Regions from separate parts of the Homo sapiens genome. Here region 2 is linked to region 1. Evidence: read pairs that join two places in POLR2A ChIA-PET (ENCODE). Cell type or tissue: CD4-positive, alpha-beta T cell. All regions are shown on one strand.

What was found. Peaks named below come from ENCODE experiments on the same cell type or tissue, not always from the same donor. Only the 100,000 strongest peaks of a DNase experiment are listed, where the experiment ranks them.
Region 2: POLR2A ChIA-PET joins it to region 1 with 6 read pairs; 2 of 35 experiments call an interaction of 5 or more read pairs at or near these places.

The regions. Positions count from the first base shown.
Region 1 is chrX:19,599,826-19,602,325 of GRCh38, reverse strand. All of the region lies in intron 9 of SH3KBP1 (SH3 domain containing kinase binding protein 1), which reads left to right. Among named protein-coding and RNA genes, the nearest start is that of MAP3K15, 86 kb to the right of the region's middle. In CD4-positive, alpha-beta T cell, no CTCF peak of the experiment used is centred here; no DNase peak of the experiment used is centred here.
Region 2 is chrX:19,770,989-19,773,488 of GRCh38, reverse strand. All of the region lies in intron 2 of SH3KBP1 (SH3 domain containing kinase binding protein 1), which reads left to right. Among named protein-coding and RNA genes, the nearest start is that of SH3KBP1, 120 kb to the left of the region's middle. In CD4-positive, alpha-beta T cell, no CTCF peak of the experiment used is centred here; DNase peaks (open chromatin) are centred at 48 and 1,188; H3K27ac peaks cover 1,849 bases.

The DNA.
Region 1 (2,500 bases):
CATGGTTGCTGGTGAAGAACCCATGGTCCTTTAGTTGGTTGGTGCCAGAGTGTATCTTCTCTTCCTCCTGCCTCTCCTCTCCTGCTTGCTGCTTTCTCTTGTACAAAAGAGGAGGAAGAGTGGAAGGGAGGGGCAGGGGGAAGCTGGCCTCCTGTCAGATTGTCCTTCCTAGACCAAGAGAGGCCCAGATCCTTCCATCTGATCATGGGGTCTGGGCATGGAATCAAGGCATCACTTTCAGGGTGGGGCAGATGGAATGAAGGGGTGAGCCAAGGGGTGAACTGTGAGAGCATCTTAGGGAGAAACCAAATGCCAAGGCCTGGCTGACCACCCAATAGGCCATCAGTCTGAATGGGAGATGATGGATGTAGACCACTAGGCCAGAGGCTGAGGAAGGAAACTAGAGAAAGACTCTTCCAAGAGCAGATTCCCTAGGTCCCTGGGGATCTCCAGTGCGGGTGACAGGGCAGGCAGTTGCTGGGGACTCTATAGGGTACAGAGGTGCAGTTTAAGACACTGTCATCACCTAGAGCATAGCTTTAGCTGCACATTTCAAAGGTGTGGCTGTTCCTCTAGGGGCAGGGGAGAAAAGGGCAGAGTGGAGATCCCCATGTGTTTCTAGAGCTGCAAAGGGGTGCCCTAATCAGGAGCTGTCCATTTGTGTCCCCTCTCCAGCCTCACCCACAGACACCGCCAGAGAACTTAGTGGGATGTGTGGAGGAGGTCTCCCAAAGTCCAGAATTGCTGAAAATCAAGCTGAGACTTACTTCCAGAACCTCACCATATTCCTCTAACGAAGCCCTTTAAAGGTTACCCAGCCATCAGGGTACACTTCTGTTTGTGTTTGTTTGTTTTTACCAAATCACATCTCTGGGGCCAGAGCTCTGAAGGCAAACCAGCTCAAGAGGCAAAGTAGCAAACCAGATTCCTGCCAGGGGAACAGTTGAGCCAGCCAATGAGCCTTTTGCTTGGGAAGGGCCAGTCTTGCCAAGCAAAGGGCAGAGTCAGTTCTGAAATCCTTCACAGGAAACAAAGCTTGTCTTCCTGCCATTCTCATTCCAGAACGTTTATATCTATTTCCTTCCTGGTAATGTAAAGGTAAAAATCAAATCTAGCTAATATATCCTTTGAAGGATGGTGTCTGCATGTCTTGGTGCCAGCCAACAACCCCGCACACAAGCAGACACAGACGCATGTGCACTTAGGCCTGTGCTCCCTCCATATATGAAGACTATGGAAGGCATTCGGCTCTCCCAGAAATCAGAAAATGTGGGTTCATTGACTTTGTTACCATTATATTCATGTTGGTTCTTGTGAAATGAATTCCCGTAGTCTGGACATTGAGAAACGTAGAGTTCTGGGCCCTCTGGCTACCAACTAGCTGTTGAAACAGCCTTTCTGGGCCTCAGTGATCTCAGCTGCAGGGGGGACTCCTGTGATGACTTGCAGCTCTTAATATCCACTGTTTTTTTTTAGCACTTACCTGCAAATTGAGCAGGCTGAAGCCACCTGAGGTTGGAGCTGGAGCATTTTACCTTCACCATGGAGGGAGGGATAAAGAGAATAAACAGAACAAGTGCCTCTAGAAACTCAGGACTTAAATACTTGCCTGAGTTGAAAGGATGTTTTTGGGTGTGCACCTATAGGAGCTGGTTAATATCTTATTACTGTTAAACTCCACACAGGAAACCTTGACCTACTACTTAGCCCGGAGGACCCCAGCCCCATTTTCTTTATCCAGTCACAATGGGATGTTTGGAGGGAAATCAACTAAATGATCTCTTCATGTCTTTTTATTTGAGAATAGTGAACTCCTGTGATGAATTTTCTACTGTCACATTTTGCTGGAGAATCACCTGTTTTGCCTTCTCAGTTCACACTGCCTTGTCTTCCTGTTGCATTTAAAAAGAAATTTTTAATTTGTTTCATTTTTTTTTTTACTGAGACAGGGTTTCCCTCTGTTGCCCAGGCTAGAGTGCAGTGGCACGATCTCAGCTCACTGCAGCCTCTGCCTCCCGGGCTCAAGCAACCCTCCTGCCTCAGCCTCCCGAGTAGATGGGACCACAGGCATGCGCCACCACGCCGGACTGACTTTTTGCATTTTTTGTAGAGATGGGTTTTCACTGTGTTGCCCAGGCTGCTCTCAAACTCCTGAGTGCAGGCAATCTCCCTGCCTTGGTCTCCCAAAGTGCTGGGCCTGTTGCATTTTTTTTTTTTTTTTTTTTTTTTTGAGACGGAGTCTCGCCCACTGCAAGCTCCGCCTCCCGGGTTCACGCCATTCTCCTGCCTCAGCCTCCTGAGTAGCTGGGACTACAGGTGTCTGCCACCGCGCCCGGCTAATTTTTTGTATTTTTAGTAGAGACGGCGTTTCACCGTGGTTTCGATCTCCTGACCTCGTGATCTGCCCGCCTCTGCCTCCCAAAGTGCTGGGATTACAGGCGTGAGCCACCGCGCCTGGCGCCTGTTGCATTTTTTAAAAAACATTGTAGGCCCATGTGCA
Region 2 (2,500 bases), 170 kb before region 1:
GTGTGAGAGAGAGAGAGAGACAGAGACTGAATTGCTTGAGAAAATTTGCATTTGAGTTCAGAAGTATGAGCCCACATCTGTGAAAGCAGTAGGTAAGAGACTAGTGAATGCAGATGACTCAGATATGCACACAAACCTGTGGATTTACGGTTTTAGAAAATACAAATATACATTGTGCTAAATTTGAATAATTTGAAGTGAGGTACAATTCCAAAGAGCAAGTTGTGATCTAGGACAAAGGAACCTCTGGGATGAGTGACAGCTCGGAGAGCCAGAGGTGGAAGGAGGAATGAAACACAGCTACTAAGGCTACCTGTGTCATGGGCCACCCTGGAGGCTGGGAGATCTCTTCTTATGGGTTTCTCTCCTATTTGTGTCTGTGTGCCTATCTGTATTCTCTATGTGAGTCTCTATGCTTGTGCATCAGTGTCTCTGTGTATGGGGGTTCTGTTTTTCTGTGTCTATGGGTCTGCCTCTCCCACTCGCTGTAAACGGGCTACCCCAGAAACACTTGCCAGATGGAGCACACTGGCCTGGGTCAATGCCACATATGGTTTCTTACAAGTTGCAGAAAGGTTACACTTAGCAAAAATGGGTGTGCCCCAAAGCCCCACACAGTGAACAGGTTTTCTCATGATCTTGTCACACCTGTCACAAGAGTGGGGGAAGATGAGGAGGAAGAGCCAGCTGGAAGTTTTAGAATCGTGTTTAATTTGTGGTTTACATCCTCCTCCCGACCCTTTTCCCTGACAAACCACCCACACACTTTTCACTTTGCATTACATTTGTCCTCGCCCATCTCCATGGGATATTCCTAGAATTCTGAATGCTTCCTTTGACTTTCTCTACTGCAGAAACTCTTCTCCCTGGGAATGATTTTTACAGCTCCAGTTAATTTTCATGTTCAATGTTGGAACGGAGAGGAAATGGGGGGAGCATGGGTGGTGACTCAGGAAGCTGAGGAAATCGCCCTTATTAGGCCTCGAATTTTCTTCTAAAAAAAAACAAAAAACAAAAACTGGCCCCAGGCTGTTTGGGCCTTATTTTTTTCTGATTGCTAGCTTTCATTTGACCTCCCTCCTTCCATTTCTTTCTCTCTTTGGTTCTGCTTTGAAGGTCACAAAGCTTCCCAAAGCTGTTAAAGGTGGTGCTAACTCCCTTTACTGAAAGATTACTCTTCAGCTGTACCAGTGGATTTCCCCTAACAGCGCTCCCAGAAGATGAACAGACTCTCTTATTGTTGGTAATAACTGAGTTTTTAAAGAGGACACCATCATTGGCAATAATTTAAATGACTTTTCTAAGGTATTTTCCCAACTGTTTTTCTCTTTTTCCTCTTCCACTTGAGCAAATGTCATGAATTTCCTTTTTTTTAAACCACCAACACAAGTATTTTTTTTCTTAAATAATGTGTATACTTAAAATTTGTAAAATGCAGGCAGGAACCAGAAAGATAATTCATTTTCTAGCCAGTCGTTTGTTGTAAGCCTGATATGTGTTTGTTATTTTTCTACAAAAATGGAATCATATGGTAGGTGGTGTTTTATAAGAAGTTTTTTTTTTTGTTTTAATTGTGGTGAAATACACAACAGAAAATTGTAACCAATTTTTTTTTTTTTTTTTTGAGACGGAGTTTCGCTTTTGTCGCCCAGGCAGGAGTGCCATGGCAGAATCTCAGCTCACTGCAACCTTTGCCTCCTGGGTTCAAGCAATTCTCCTGCCTCAGCCTCCTGAGTAGCTGGGATTACTGGTGCGCACCACCATGCCTGGCTAATTTCTGTAGTTTTAGTAGAGATGGGATTTCACCATGTTGGCCAGGCTGATCTTGAACTCCTGGCCTCAGGCGATCTGCCCGCTTTGGCCCCCCAAAGTGCTGGAATTACAGGCATGAGCCACCGTGCCCAGCTGTAACCAATTTTTAAGTGTAATACTAAGTTACTTAATTTTCTACAACATCAGTAATGTTTTTCAAGTTTTTTAAAGTTGCAGAACCCTTTCCTCAAAGACCAGAGAGCTTCAAGCAGAGCTGCACCACCATTGAGGCAGGAGTGGGGAGCCCAGGCTATATCTTGTCAATGTTGCAGTTTACGGTTACCCTCCCCATAGCTTTGAGGCCTCCTAGGGATCCTGGTCACACTCAGTAGCCAACTTTGAAAGCACATAGACCTACCTTATACTGCCCCAATTGTTAATAGCTTAGATTGCTCTAATTTTCTTATAAAGAAAAAATTTTGGACATACTTTAAATCCTCTTTGAAGCACATCTGTGATTACTTCCCTAGATAAGTCCTTATAAGTAGAGTTACTGGGTTTAGAATATGAGCGGTGTTGTTGTTTTTTTCTTTTTGGCCTATAATCCATATTGCCAACTGGTCTTCACCAAAGTGTGCCACATCAGACTCTCACAGTAATGTAGGAGAAGGCTCAACCCCCCATTCCCTGGGTAAAATAAACCTTAAAAATTCAGTATGTTAGCAAAAGAAATTATCAACAGGGTAAA